Linked DNA regions of Homo sapiens: region 2 is linked to region 1. A link is a loop called in an ENCODE intact Hi-C map of the cell type or tissue named here. Cell type or tissue: ovary. All regions are shown on one strand. Links, peaks and the distances in the headings refer to the core of each region. The heading gives the core; the rest is flanking DNA.

Region 1 (8,411 bases), core at 55-8,054:
GGTGGCAGGCACCTGTAATCCCAGCTACTCAGGAGGCTGAGGCGGAGAATCACTTGAACCCAGGAGGCAGAGGTTGCAGTAAGCTGAGATCATGCCACTGCACTCCAACCTGGGTGACAGAACTAGACTCCGTCCCCCCCTCCCAAAAAAAAAGCTCCCAATACTGCCCCCAGATTATGGTAACTGCAAAACCATGCTTCCTCAGCTACTATGGTAGTGAAATAAATACCTTGCATCTTGCCTTTCTGCTTATTTAACTCTGTTTCTAATTAAAGATGATGAGGGCATCTGAAAAACTGAATATGAATCACCCTCCACTCCTACCTCAAACACTAGCTGTAAGGAAAATGTGATTTTTAATTTTCCAAGTCTGTACAGTCCTTTAAGGCAGACTAGAAGGAGTTTAGCAAAAATGTTGTCAAACAGACTATGACAAATTATTATTCTGCCAACATATTTATGGAGAGTGAAGCAATGTGGACACTCTTTACTTTTGTTTCATAGACTTAGTGAGATAACTAGGTTTCAGTAACTTCCTAACAGAAAATGGAAATTGATATTATTTTTCATAACATTCAAAGAAACCGAGGAAAGGGTGGCTAAGAAGCTAGTGTTTTAAAATAAGCACATAGCTGCTCAGCAAGTAAAGTCTTGTGCAGTTAAGCTTATTGTTTAGCAACAGCATGACAACTTCTAGGCATGTAATAGTTTCATACAAAATGGAAGGTTGTTTCATTTAATTGATTTTACTCAAATTGGATCTTTCACATTTGCAATGAAGAGATCAGCCGTCATTGAGTCCCATTATTATATTAATAATAGAATGCTTTCAAATTTTCTTAGTGCTGTATGATTGTAGTAAGGTATTTTCTGTGCAATTTCCTATTTAGTTTTAAAAGTTGTATATAGAAATATATTTGCAAAAGTTTTCATTAACTTTTATTTGCTTGTAGTTGATATATGGCCTCTCCTCATATTAAAGGACATTTCTGCGAGATATTGACCCATTCATTTCATTGAGAGTTTACTGTCCCTTTTACATTTCATTTATTCATTTCACTTCCCACGTGCTACCAGTTTCCTGATATTGGTAACAACAGGAAAACCCTATCTAATTCACAAGACTATTTCACATAAGATTTGGAGGGAAAATTATAAAGAAATAGAAAAACTTGCAGAATCCTAAGTTAACTCATTTATATTGTGAAATAAAGAAAATGAAAAATAATATTGTTTAATAAAACAAAACCCATTGTCAGAAGTTTTACATTTTAGTCAATGTTCTGTTTATTCTTTATTTTAATTTTAATTACTAGGGCGTATATTCGATAGGATGGCATTTGATCTCAGATATAGAGTCTTTCTAAGATGAGCATTAAGAAAAATGTGAATGGGTTTAATTCATTTATTGTTCAAATGTTTTCCTCTTCATTCTCTCACATCTATAACTAGATCCCCTGAACTTTGGAATACATGGATGCTTTGCCTATTATTTATTAATTATATTACTTGATCAAAAAAAGAAAAAATGCAATAACTGACAATTGTTTCATAAATGTTAAAATATTATTAACGTTATTTTGTATAGATACCTTTCACTAGCATTATAACATAATTTTAATTTTAAACTAGAATAAAAATTTGCTTTTCTCCAAAAAAGTACATTATACCAAATATACTACTCTATAATACATGAATATAATAGACAATCCTGCTGTTTGTACCCAATTCTGTCACCTCCCTAATAGCACCAGTGACTTTAGCTGGGCAAATAGTGAGAGTAAATACCACATCCCCAGCCTCCCTAGCAACAATGTGTGACCAAGTGTCTAAATTCCACCCAATGAGATCATGAAAGTGACATGTACATGTTCAGGGTCACATTTTTCAAAGGACGGGAGCAACTTTCTCTTGTTCCTTTTATTCCTTTTTCTAGAAGGTAGATGTGTGGTGATCTCTCCTGGATCATATAAATGAGTTCAATTCCTTAAAAACATTGAGCATCAAGACAGAAGGAAGCTGAGTTTCTGATGACTAGACAGGGCAGAATAAACACACCAACCAAAAACCTATGTAAGAGAAGCATAAACTATATAATTCAGAAAATGTTATTTTGGGAATACATCATTTCAACATGTATTCTAATTAATAAAATAGCAATTTACCTCAGATCTTAGCCTTTGGTTATTTTCTCGACCCATTTAAATGTAACCCCCAAATTCTTCACATTATGTAGTCATACATTTTGAAATTAGCACTAAACAAACATATGGAAATAGTTAATTTAATAAGAGAACAATGTGTGTGTGTGTACCTAACCTGCTGCATTTAATTAAATATTATAAATTTCTCTTGATAGCTAATTTAACATGTCAATAACAGTATTATATTGAATACACACATATACCAGGCAAACACAAATACACACAAATATACGTATCAGAGGTAAAAAACTGAATATCTATTTTCACTTGACTCTGAAATTAAGGCACCCTGTCGAAGAAAACATACAAAACATAACAAAAACTATGGGCAAATGATACGGTGATAATTCAGAATTCTAGCTCTATTATTATCAAACTTTAGAGGGGCCATAAAATTTTCCTGATCTTAATGCCATCGTCTGTAAAATTAAGAGTTTCAAAAGTCCATTTCTGCTCTAAATGTCATTTAGCTGTTCAGCTCAGTGGAAATGTTTGGTGTTTTCAAATATAAAACTAATTGGTAAAATTCATCATATAATAACACTGTGATACATTAAAACCTTTTTGGAATCTAATTTTGAATCTCCCTCTCACTTCTTTTTTGCCCCTCAGATTGAGTTTCTTCCTTTTTCATTGTGCTGATTATGTAAGGGGCCTGTTGACTGTTAGAATGATCAAACAGGTACAGAGGAGGCAGTATGGCAACCGGAAACAATACTAAACTGGAAGTAGGAGTGTGGTATTACAGCTTTGACCCCGCCTCCAGTTAGTCCTGTGACAATTTAACATTCTGAGCATTTTTATCTGCTAAAGAAATAATAATAATAACAGCCCAAAATGATCTTCGTAATTTCTCCTCTAGCTTTAAAACTATAATTGACATATATGTATTTATATGCATATATGTATGTATATGTGTATATAATTTATTTATGGATGGCACTTTAAAAGGAATCTACCTGTAGCCGGAAAAATGCAAAGATGTTAATTACTTTGTGGAGCTATACTGACATCCTTTGGTAAGGTTTGGTTGATTGCAATTTGATGTGGAGATTGATAAATAGCGAGACAGTTAGATGTTTAAGTAGATAGAACAATCCAAATGTATTTACATCTGTCCACACACTCATTTGGGTATGAAACCCGTATTTATGAGAAAAAACAACGTTAAAAAGAAAAAAAAGGAGACTGTGTCAAGTTCAAAGTCTAAATATTTTAATAACACTAATTACATATTTACATTTTTAATAAAATATTTTATCTATAAAGTATTAAAATGCAAAGATTAGGCAGAGAAGACTGGCTCGCGGACATTCCAAAATGATGAGCGAGGTATGCACTCCTGTGACAATAAGCAACAAGAGAAGGGATTTGGAAAATCAAGCCGAGAAAGTTCCCTGAAAGCAAAAAATAAACATTTAAAATCACAACGAAAAATCACTCTGGTAACATATCAAATCTGGTTGCAATTTGACTTGGCGCTCTGATAATACTTGGATTTCGGTAGTCTGGTGTAAGGACGGTGCAGGAATATATATTCCAGAAGAACTATCTTTTTTTAAAAAAAATTGCAAGAAGCAGTCCTGTTCCTGAGATTGTATTACGGACACAGGCGGATTAGATTGGGCTGATTACCTTAGCCTTGAAACAGAGAGTCTTTCTGCCCTGCGGGGGAGGGGACGCCTTTCAAGCAAAGCCCTCCTCTCGGATGCGCCCTCCCCTCGCATTCACTTGCAAATCGCTGTGTGCTCGCAGAAGCCAGCACTTCCACAGTCTCTAACCTTCCCATGGCGAGTGCTGCAGCTCTATCAGCAGAACCTTTCTCTCCGTGTGAGGAAGAGCTTTTTTCCCCCCTTTCCTTTTTTTTTTTTTTCCTTTCCCCTTAATCAGAAGCACTGAATGAAAGCCAATCAGAGAGAGCTCGCCCCCGTTTTCTTCGGTTCCCTGCTGTCCAGAGTTAAAAGTGATGCTGAGAAAGAGCTTGAGTTAGATTGAAGTAGAATCAGTGATAGAAAATAACAGCCGAAAACAAACAAAAAGGGGACATAGTGACAATTTCTCCTGGGTTATTTTGGCTGGAACCAACTTCCATTATCCAGAAGCTGATAAAAAAGGTAGGAAGACTTCACCTCTTTCTTTTAACTCCGTTAAGGTATTATATATTCCTCCACTTGAGGGGTGGGGGGGGAGAGGGAGGAGATAAATGTTTGTTTTTAAGTTGTGTTTAGCAATTATTTCAAAATAATTATCTTTAATACTTAAATAAGCATACAACTCTATATATTTAATTCTAGAAACAACTGCTTCGAATATCTATATAGGCAATGTAAAGCTGGATAAATTATATATTATGCTCAACAGTGGGTCATGATATTAGAGTTTGTGAATTCATTCACTTGGAACAAATGCTAAAAAATATGTTATGAAGTGAATTTGTCATGCCCAGACTTGTTCATTTTTATTTTAAAAATCAGTTCAAGAGATAACATTGTTACTGTGAACTCTAACATCATCTAACATTACTTTGCATTCCATATGAATGGATTCACTCTGCACTTATTCGTAGTCATAGTTCATTGTACGTTCAATATAAACAGAAATGACAGGCAGAAGACAGATTCCTTGAAACTGTCAATGGTCACTAAGCATCTACATAAATACAATAGATTGACATTCATCAGAAATAGAATAGGCAGAATTCTTATTTTCAATTTTATATCTGAGTCAGAAGTATTGGGGGGAGAGAGGTAAAGAGAGGGAGAGTAAATGCATGTAGTCAGCAGTTGCAGCATTTATTGTTTCTGCTGCAATAAAATCCATATTTTATGTGTTGTTAAATTAATGCAGCATATTGCAAGTATAAATGCATGTCCCCAACAAGTAACTATTGATAGCACTGTAACTATGGGCAAAAGCAGTAGTCTGAAATTGTTTTTATGCCACTAAAATAAAAACCTACTGTCTCCTTATTATGAAAAAAGGGGAGTCTACAGGTACAAAGACAAATATTGTTTTAAAAATGACCTATCATCTTTTGCTTTGAAAAAACAGATGTTTCCTATAATTGTGGTCCTTCATTCCTTCATTCCAGTGAAAGCTTCTATTATCCAAAACTGCACATCCATTACTTCTCAGCTCTTTGGAGATACATTATTTTTTCTCCTCTTTTTTTTTTTCTTGAAGGATCTGTATTAAAAATAATCTGTCCTTCTGATGTTGACAACTGTTATACTTCAATGCATATGTTAGTAGACTTTCTCCCTCCATACCATCCCCCTCTCTATCTTCCTTTAAAACGTAGCTACAAGAGCTTCTCTGTGGTGAATAACACTTGGCAAGAGTGTGCTCATTTTTTAGGTCTGGTATGGTGAGGATTTTTAATTAGTAGAACTTTCATGAAAACATTATGTCATTGACAGAGCCGTATGTTCATTTTTAGTTAAAAGTGATGAAGAAGAAAGAAAGAGGTTATGTCCTAGAAACACAGGTAAATGCTAAGTCGCATAGATAATCTGCACCCCGCTCCCCCGAGTGTACTAAATGTGGCACATATGTATTCAATGTGCAATGCATAAGGAAGTAATGGTTTATTTGGGGAGGGATGTGGTGAAGAGACTGGAGAGTGCACAGGTGTAAACAGCGTGGATCTGTGCCTTAGGGACACGTCAGATGCAAACCCATTCTGATGATAAAAATATAAAGAAATACTTCTTTCACTTTTTTTTTTTTTGGCTGTGTTATTAAAGTGTGAGTCAATGTCTGCTTTCATTAAATCAGATACTTCTTGGGTTTCAAATACTTGCTGTGAACAAATTGACTTCTCTGGTGAATGCATACGCCTTCCCTGACTTCAATCAAAGAATAGAATTTCATACACTTAAAGGTTTGGGGGAAAAAAAACAACAAACAAAACCAAAATCTCTGGGAAATGGGAAAAAAGAAGGTAAACTGTATGAGCATCCACCTACATATGCATATGTGTGAAGTCAATGGTTAAATTGTTTGGTACCTGATTAATGCTCTAGGTGATGTTCCTTGATGTTTATAGAAACTGTTTATTAATTAGAACAGTGCTATGCAGGTAATCAATTTAATATTTCATTGTTAGATTTTTACCCACACTGGGATTTTCTTTAAAAAAGAAAAAGAGAGGATACAAAACTGATTTTAATTTAGAGTGATATTTCTGACACGTTATTTACAAAGTTAGTGTAATCTGGAAGAGGTATGTTTTTTTTCTTGTTGAAAAATAGACTACTTGAAACTGGAAAGGTTAATTCCAAAATATATGAATCTTGCATAAAAAATAGGGTGAATTTCTTGACCTTTACTTAATTTTTTATATAAGCAAATAACTGAGGCAAAGTATATACTATCTGGGGGATTTCTGTGCTTATGACTGATTTCCTATGTCTCTTAACCTACTTTGCAGTAAGTGATAACACGTCTTACTGGAATATGTCATTTTTATACCAAATCATTCCACTAGGCTGCAGCACAGCAGCAGTATTGGCTCTGATGATGCTGAATCAGCAGCAAAGTGAACCATATTCTTGTTAAGTGTTATTATCAGTAATAGTGTTTCATAGTAAGCAATTAATACAAACCAGTGATGCAAACCCAACTATCTCTAGTGTAGCCCTTGGGTATTAAAAGCATTAGCCATATTATATTCTGATTTCTACTATGCAAATTACATTCTAATACTGCTGTCACATTAGAAGTACTTGTAAAATACTGAAATTATAAATAGAAAAACAGTAAAATTATTTATGCCAATTATAAGTAATTTTATGCAGATATTTGATCTCTAAATTTCAGGTCTATGTTTGAAAACTCTACTTTCAATTAACCCAACATATTATCTGGAATAGGGTTTCAAAAGAGACAACTTACTAACCATATTGTATTTAACAGTCATGTCTGGAATAGATTGAAGTTAAAAACCAAGTAGCAAGAAACATTTCCTCATCCTTCTTAAACGTATACTGAGCAATGGTAAAATTGATTAAGCGTTATACTAAGTACAATATATGGTTCATATTATGATATTTTAAGTAGTAAAAAGAAGCGTTCTCGGAATGACACTATAGATGCATATTTGAAAAACTGAAAGTTAGCACAGACAAATCTATTTATCTTTTCTTGACACTTACACAGACCAATGAGTTCACAAAAATATATTGTTTTGTCATAATTACAATAATCTGAAATCTACAGAAAAAATACAAGTCCTAAATTTAAAAGAAAATCTGCCTTTTTCCTTTCTAGTTGAAACCTTTGGATGATATTCACGGAGCATTCATATAATTTTCTGCATTTACCCCAATAAGTTCAACCTTCAAAATTACAGATTTTTTTTTCATGCATAAGAACAAGAAACAATTTCAAACAATTACCAAGCAATGCCTGTTTTCTAAGATAACAATATCAGCTCTGGGTCGCCTGTGCCCTCTTCTTTTCTGACTGTAGAGCAGTCTCACCTCACTTGACATTTTAGTATGAGCCCTTGAGCCCTTTTATAATCCATTTCTCCTGTCTTTCTTGAATAGAAGGGCACCTAAAGCGTATAAGTCCATTTTGCTTTTCCCATACCTTCTTGTCATCACTCACTTGAACTAACTGTAGACACATATTGTCAAAAAATAAGACCCATCACATTAAATTTGTAGATTTCTGGGAATGTATTATTCTTAATGAAATATTAACAATGATGAGTTGAAATAATCTGACCTGTTTAAAAATTATTAATACAACTTTTGCTTAACTCTCTTATCAATGCAACTTCTCACAAAAAAGTAACTCTTGATTTTTTTAAGAATGAAAGTGCTTTATTTTCATCAGTTTCTTTATATTTTTATCTGATTTCTTTCTGGCAATGTATGTGATGACCTATACACTTTAAGAGACATTGGTTAAACATTATGGAACTAAAGAAAGGGAAAGCTGCAAATTAAATAAGAAGGAATACAATAAAATCACATTTTACATCATTTTAGGAAATAAAATGTAGCATTCCTTCAAAATAATGCCTGCCTGTGGGAGATTGAAATGCCTTCATATAAAAATGCCTTTCAGTAAAGGGTTTCGTATCCTTAGAGAGTTTGTCAGAAACATTATAAGCACTTTACGAAATCACATGATTTCAATTTTCAATCTTTTCTTTTTTTTTTTCAAGAAAGTAGTCTTGATTCAACATACTCTATA
Region 2 (8,411 bases), core at 211-8,210, 1.4 Mb before region 1:
TCTGGAAGCTGAGGAGCAAGGAAGCCAGTCCGAGCCCCAAAACCTCAAAAGTAGGGAGGCCAACAGTGCAGCCTTCAGTTTGCAGCTGAAGGCCCTAGAGCCCCTGGAAAATCACTGATGTAAGTCCAAGAGTCCAAAAGCTGAAGAACTTGGAGTCTGATGTTCAGGGGCAGAAAGCATCCAGCACAGGCAAAAGATGAAGGCCAGAAAACCCAGCAAGTCTCCCCACTCCACTTTCTTCTACCTGCTTTATTCTAGCCAAGCTGCCAGCTGATTAGGTGGCGCCCACCCAGGTTGAGGGTGATTCTGCCTGTACACTGACTCGAATGTTAATCTCCTTTGTCAACACCCTCACAAACACACCCCAGGAACAATTCTTTGCATCCTTCAATCCAATCAAGTTGACACTCAATATTAACCATCACACTCATCCACATTTGGGAGAAGTCTCTGCTTTCCTAAGTAGAATTCAAATATCAGACTCTTTTGCAAACATCTTCACAGACACAACTAGAAATAATGCCAGCTATCTAGGCATCCTGTGGCCCAACCAAATTAACACATGAAATTAACTATCGGTGGCTCACGTCTGTAATCCCAGCACTTTGGGAGGCCAAGGTGGATGGATCACGAGGTCAGGAGATGGAGACCATCTGGTTAACACGGTGAAACCCAGTGTCCACTAAAAAAATACAAAAAAATTAGCCTGGCGTAGTGGCGGGCACCTGTAGTCCCAGCTACTCAGGGGGCTGAGGCAGGAGAATCACTTGAACCTGGGAGGTGGAGCCACCGGTGAGCTGAGATCGTGTCACTGCACTCCAGCCTGGGCGACAGAGCGAAGCTCCATCTCAAAAAAAAAAAAAAAAAAAAAAGAATTAACCATCACAATAAATAATATGTTTTATAGGTTACAGTTATTTATTCACCCCAAATTATAAATGTTTATGGCACAAAATTGAACCTCGAGGTTCTGAAATATGTGATTTACTTTGAGGTTTTGTGTTTGGCCATTGGATCAATTTCATTTTTCATTTACTTTTCGAGATAATTGAAATTATTGGTCATAGACATCAGTTCTGTGGGCCATATGAAACTAGATTTATGTACATTTTGAAATGAGGAAAAATACGTTACCAAGGTTGATAATCATTTTAACTGACACAGACGTAAAAGTTTTCAAAAGTATAAATGGAAAAAATGTGCAATATAGAGATGTCAGTTTATGAAATGGTACATTTGTTTGTGTCAAGAGCCTCTCTCATATCTTTGGTTTGCTGGCTGTAAAGAACCAGTGAATTATACAGGTCCCCTATTCTAAGACTTTGTTCTGCTAGAAACAGTTACTAATAGACTGGAAGAAAGTGCAGGTAACTGAAATTTGCACAGTAAATTATTTCAACTATTACTGCTTCTTTAATCACACACTGCATGTCTGCCACTTCTAATAACAGCTTGGTGTCTGGCAGGCATTCTGCTTTATCTCTGAATTTCACTGCTTGTGTGATCCTTTGGGAATAAATTAGTCTAGTAGTCATTATGTGCAGTCTGAGATTAACATTCACTCTATTTTTATTGCTTCCATGTACTTTTTTCTGTTAAGAACTAACTAGCGCTGACACTTGGTCTGATCTGGCCCATGCATTCCTACTGCCTCTGGTGAAATTTCCATAGACCAACTATTACCTGCCATGTTTCTTTGTATAAATTGCTCCTTGTTTCAACAAAATAAACATATTCTCTTTTCTTTTCAGCATGGTCATATTGAATGTGACTTTATATGTCTATTTCTAAATTATTTTCTTTACTGATTTGATGGTCTCTCATTTTTCAGTCTGAGTCAAAATCTACATCTCTATAACTGTTTTCCCCTGAACCATTTTTTTCTTTCTTTAGTTAAAACGGTGAAAGTAGGGCATTTTATTATTTTCATAAAAATTTAAATGATGCCTAACATTCCTTATTCTTAAGTTAGGGTTCAAATAAAAAGTGCTATTTTATATTTTCTTCATAAAATAATTTTAACTGCTGTGACTCTCTACTCTATGAATTAAAATATTTCTTCTATCCTTACTCTATTAAAACTTGCCACACAAATTTTCTTATCAAATTGAATAAAATGTTTTCTGAAAAGTTGTTGCTATATCTTCATAAGAAATCTCAAATGTATGCATCTTATTTATTAAATAAGTTAAGTCTATTGTAATTGGCTTTAGTGCCATTCTGTTAGACATTTATTCCTCTTAGTTAAAATACATCTATCAATTTTATAAGTTAATTTGCATTTACTGTATTTCTTCCAGTATTGTCCACATATTAAAATTAGTTTTCTAAGAATAATAGTTTAGGCCAGGCATGGAAGCTCACGCCTGTAATCCTAGCATTTTGGGAGGCTGAGGCGGGTGGATCACTTGAGGTCAGGAGCTCAAGACCAGCCTGGCCAACATGGTGAAACCCTGTCTCTACTAAAAATACAAAAATTAGCTCGGTGTGGTGGCAGATGCCTGCAGTTCCAGCTACTTGGGAGGCTGAGGTGTGAGAATCACTTGAACCCAGGAGGCAGAGTTTACAGTGAGCCGAGATCACGCCACTGTACTCCAGCCTGGACAACAGAGTGAGATCCTTCCAAAAAAAAAAAAAAAACAAAAAAAGCATTATAATTTAGCAACAACTAATAATAAGTTTAGCAACTTATTATTTATCTATTTGTATTAAGGCTCAGAAATCTCAGCTTTTCAGTAAAAGTTAAAAAATTTGTCACTATTATACTTGTTTAATCAATTATACTCATTTCAAGGCATACAAACATTACTTTATGCTTTATATATTAACTGGCATTTGTTGTTATAAACCATTTTTTTAGTTTTTTTGGATAATATCAAAAATTACCAATGTTGATTATATTACAAGTCATCGTGGTGAGGTAACAGGAAAGTTTTCAATTAACAATAATCACTTCTTGAATAAACCTCTAGCTATAATACTGCCAATGTGCAAAGCTGTTATAAACTATTTGTACAAGTTTAAAAATCCACTGTGTAATTTATTATATTTGTATAACATGTTAGTTATTTTGAATTGTTTCGTTTAATAATTCTGATTAAAAGAGAAAATTCATTGAGTTTTATTAGAAAGTTTCAACATATTTCTAGCTTTATGTATTGTCTATAAATTGAAGTTCAAAGAGAGGAAATTTCTATTGAAACGTTATTTTATTCTTATACCACTCTGGGCATGTTATAACATTTTGCTTTTAAAACTATAATGTATTTAAATATATAATAAACTAGAAAAAATGTTCCATAATTTCATAAGAAGCACATATTTCTATGGTAATGCATTTACTTTTACATTATGGATAGTTAAGTTCAATATTATTAATGATTAGAATAAAGAAATTATAATGTCACATAAGTAGTGAATATATATTCTTTAATCTTCAACAGAACATAAGCATTTGACCCAGAAAGCTTCCTTCTTTGCTTTTCCACAACAAGATAGGAAGTGTATAAAAGATAAGGCTGCAAGAAATCTTACACTGTAACAGTCAATTCAAATGCTTTGTGCTGCAAATGTAACTGGGAGTCAGATATTGACAGCAAAAGACAGCTTTTGCCAGGGAAACTCCATTTAGCACTTAGGAAATGAAATATGAAAGACAAGTTAACTGATTCCCACAGTAACAATTACATGTCTATACTCTAAGAATGAAAAGAAGACTTAAACAGTTATAAAATTAATAGAGTCATTGTTAGAAAGGAACTTAAATATAAACTTTATTTGAATTTCTATGTATATTTTACTAGAAACGGTGTTTTATGGTAATTATTATAATTACAAATAATATTATACATAATATATCATATATATTATTCCATATTCCCCATATTATTATATACATAAAGTGAAACAACCTGACTCTTTGGCTACAGGCTTTTTGTACTGCAAGGTTGGAAAAACATGGGTCTATTCCTTGAACAGGTAAGAGACTGTCGTCCAAACACTTAATGTTGTAGTAATATCATAAAATTAGGTTTGTGGCCTGAGCTACCACCTTAGATCTCTACCAGATTGGTTAACTTTGGTAATTGATTGAAATCATTTCCCATAGCACTTTTAAATAATCAAGTTTCTTAGAAGTGTTAGATATTAACACTTAGCTGGGAGACATTAAATGATAACCAGAAAGGGGCTTGATGATCATTCTCAGTAAGTAGGTAAAGTTGACTGGGGTGAGATTAAAGAGGTCTCTGTCCATGCACAATTTCACTAATACAACTGATATGACACACCCAATTCATAGATATAAAAAGTAGAGTGGTGGATGCCAGAGGCTGAGGGAAAGAGGAAATGGGGTGTTATTTCTTAATAAGCAAAGAGTTTCAGTTTGGAAGCTGAGAAAGTTTTGGAGATATACGGTGGTGACGTGATGGTTGCACAATAATGTGAATGTATTTAATGCCACTGAATTACACACTTAAAAATGGTGAAGATAGTAAATGCTACGGTATGCATATTTTATCATAACAATGGAAATGTGACCAGCATACAAACTCTTGGAGAATAAAGGTATTCAATGCTGTAGTCTGAATGCTGGTGTCCCCCTCAAAATTTATATGTTGAAATCCTAACTCCTAAAGTGATTGCATTAGGAGATGAGAGTTTTGGGAGGTGATTAACTCATTAGGACAGAGCCCTCATGAATAAAATTAGCGTCCTTATAAAAGAGGCCCAAGACAGCTGCTTTGCCTCTTCCATCACATGAGGACACAGGAACAATGTGCTACCCATAAGGAAGAGGGCTGTGACCAGACACTGAATCTGTGGGTGGCTTGATCTTGGACTTCCCAGGCTCCAGAACTGTAAAAAACAAATATTCGTTGTTTATAAGCCAATCATTTCTGATATTTTGTTATATCAGCCCAAATGGGCTAAAATATTTAAGTATAAAAAAAAATAGAGAAAAAAATATTTTATCTCTTTTTGGGAAGTCATTTCTGAAACAATGAAAAAATGAAAAACTACAAGGAAAAATAGTTTCAGATATAAGAATATTTAATATATATAAATTTAAAAATTAAAAATAAAGGTTCATAATATCTGATATATATTTATATTATATTTATATAGATAATGCTAAGATAATGACTGAAAAATAGGTATGCAATAATGTCAATTTCTTAAGGGTCTAAAAAAATGTTCCAGTGTTTCACTAGATAGTAATAAAATGTGTAATAAAATGATATTCCATTTTCAACTATAAAACTAAAAATCTCCCCTTTTTGTTTACATTTACAATGGTCAATACTGGCAAAGATCTGGAACATGAATGTCTGTTTCTTTGTACCCGACTGAATTGCTATGATGTATTTGGAAAAGCATTTACTAGATGTGTCAAAGCGAGATTTTTAAAACGTCAGTTATTTTATGTCTCTCATGAACAGCACTGTGACTTAAACTGAAAAATGTAGTAATAGATATTTTTATTCTTATATTTTGGAATTTCTAAACTTTGTTTACTGGCCGTATATATTGCAGTGATAATCAGAAAGCCAACACTCACTGAATGCTATTTTTAAGAAAAAATATATATCTAGTTTGAAGACAACTTAAATATAATGTTTCATTCATCTTCTATAACTGAAACTTTGCACCTTTTGACCAACAGCTCCCCACTACTCACCCCCCGCCCCCCATCCCACCACCAGCCTCCAGAACCCATCTTTCTGTTATGCTTCTATAAGTTTAGCATTGTGGGCAGTGTTTCCTGGGTTTCACTTATCTCCAAACTACGTACAGCTTTTTTATATCAACATCTCTCAATAAAGCAGTTTATAAATAGTAATCTGGTCAACCCTAGTGACATTAATAAAGGCTCTGTTAGTAGCAGGAGGTCTGAGGGATTTCAGAGCTGAACAAGGAAAAAGCCATGACCAGAAGGCGGCAGCAGCACACACGACTTTACTGGGGGATACATTGGTTTGCACGTTCTCCAAATCCTCACTTCGGGGAACGTCTAGAAGAGGAGAAGGGCCAGTGAACTCTGGAGAAAAGGGGTATTGGAGAGGGGACTTACATATCTCAGTGATGTTCCCCAGTAGCCTGAAAGATTGTCTCTGGGTCAGAGACCTCTGAAGAGCAGCAACAGCTGGTCGATGGGCATAACTTTGTGAGGACAAAGTGCCTAAAAATCTGTTTATTTGTTGTTTATAAACCAACCTTTTTGTGGTATTTTGTTGTAGCAGCCCAAATAGACTAGGATATTACATGTTTATAAAAATTAATATAGAAAAAAATATTTTATTTCTTTGCTGGGGAAACATTCCTGAAACCATTAAAACACAAGAAACATTAGATTTATAAAATTTTGAGTTTGGCACTAGCAGACTTTTGAGTGAACAGATCTCAGCATGCTGTGAAGAAATAAACATCTTAGGAGCTAATATACAGAGACCATCTTTGACTCATCTTTATAACACATTGAAGTACTTCATTTAGAGAAGATGCTCAGTAAATCTTTCATTTGCATTGAAAGAAATATTAATTTTACACTTCAGAAAATATAATTCAAAGACAATAAGAGACTTGGTTAAATTTACTCAAATGACTAGGCAGAGTTAGTTATATCACTGGGTTCTTCTCATTTAGAACCAACTCTTCTTTCCATCATTATTATTTTCTCAAACATTGTTAATAAACTTAATACATTTCCACATGTAGTTCCAAACCTTCAATGTATAAATGTACTTACCTAATTCAATTTCCACTTTTTGTGCTGGAAAAAAAATCAAAGGCACTCTGATTCATAGTGAATGAAAGACAATCTTATTTTCCACAAACTTCTAAACATGGCAAAAAAAAAATTGTAATTGTCTTAACTTTTAATTTTCTCCATGGTGTAGATATATCGATATATACATAAATATGAATGTATTCTCAGAGTACTCTTCTAGGTTTTATTATGGGACATTATTTTTATGATTAAAAAAGGAAATGTAGTATTCATATATCACTGCTGTGATGTGTGAAGCCGATTGTTTGGTAAAAAGAATTCTGAGCTACAGGTTCTTTGATATGTATTCCAATTCTGACTCACCCAATGACACAAATATTGATGTATTAGTTCATTTTCACACTGCTAATAAAGACATACCTGAGACTGGTAATTTATAAAGGAAAGATGTTTAATTGACTCACAGTTACACATGGTTTGGGAGACCTCACAATCATGGCAGAAGGCAAATGAAGAGAAAAGTCACATCTTACACATTGGCAGACAAGAGAGAGCATGGGCAGGGGAACTCCCTTTTATACAATCATCAGATCTCATGAGACTTATTCACTATAATGAGAACAGCATGGGAAAGACCTACCCCTATAATTCAATTACCTCTCACTGAGTCCCTCCCATGACACGTGGAGATTATGGGAACTACAACTCAAGATGAGATTTGGGTGGGGACACAGTCAAACCATATCAACTGATGATTTTAGAAAATACTAGAACTACATTTTAAATATATTAACTTGCAGGATATTTGTTTACATGTAGAATCTCAAAAAAAGATGAGAATATTCACAATTTGGGGTATTAAATTTACAATTGCCAGAAATTTATGAGAAGTGATATTGCCCTTTGTAGCCTTAAATATTAATTAGTGCAAGTTGCATAACTGTAATATAAAATTAATGAATTAATTTCTGTACTTGTTTATATTTCTTTGAATGCAGATAATACTGTATGTCATTGTTAGAAATTCTCTATTGTTCTATATTATTCTAAACTTCATGGCTTGCTGAAGATGCAGATGATCATGCTTTAACAATAAAGTATTTTAAAATTATGTACATTGATTTTTCGATAAAATACTATTGCTACAGTATAAAGTAAATTATTAATATGCATATTAAGAAAACTATAGTGTAAATGTAACTTTTATATGTACCAAGCAACCAGCAACCAAAAAAATGTTTGACTTTCTTTACTGTGATACTTTATTGAGGTGGTCTGAAACTTAACCCACTATATTTCTGTGGTACACCTGCATTCCTTATTTCTCATAGACAAAGCAAGAAAAATTGTTAGAATTCAGCTGAGTACACTAGTATATCAACATTTTATTTATTTTTTTGAACAAATTGCTATTACTAAACATAATTCTTCCTGTGAAAATTATTATAAAAGAAAAAAAACTATTTTTATGAAATGGCACCGAAAATATCAATTTTGTTTGCACTTAATGAAGGCAAGAAGAAAGGACTCCAGCAGAGAAATTTAAGTTTTGAGTATAAAAAAGAAAATCAGTGGCTATTCAGAGCAGTGTGTAATCTCTTACTTGTTGAGGAATAGTTTAAACAGTACACGATATGAAGCTAATACCAAATGTAGAGTCATACCTGAAATAGACATGTTT

What was found. Hi-C counts contacts between places; a loop is a spot of excess contacts. Peaks named below come from ENCODE experiments on the same cell type or tissue, not always from the same donor. Only the 100,000 strongest peaks of a DNase experiment are listed, where the experiment ranks them.
Region 2: it touches region 1 in a loop (21-fold over the local background); 4 of 110 quality-filtered maps call a loop at or near these places.

What each region holds. Positions count from the first base shown.
Region 1 is chr5:24,640,501-24,648,911 of GRCh38, reverse strand. It overlaps CDH10 (cadherin 10), which reads left to right and starts at 3,934. Exons shown (of 12, transcript NM_006727.5): 1 at 3,934-4,318. LOC124901174 (a long non-coding RNA gene) reads right to left here and starts at 4,203. Exons shown (of 2, transcript XR_007059125.1): 1 at 3,840-4,203; 2 at 3,398-3,601. RefSeq lists an enhancer at 3,642-4,237. In ovary, for the core only: no CTCF peak of the experiment used is centred there; a DNase peak (open chromatin) is centred at 3,874.
Region 2 is chr5:26,007,476-26,015,886 of GRCh38, reverse strand. It overlaps the pseudogene RNU4-43P. Among named protein-coding and RNA genes, the nearest start is that of TRK-CTT9-1, 190 kb to the left of the region's middle. RefSeq lists an enhancer at 5,676-6,177. In ovary, for the core only: no CTCF peak of the experiment used is centred there; no DNase peak of the experiment used is centred there.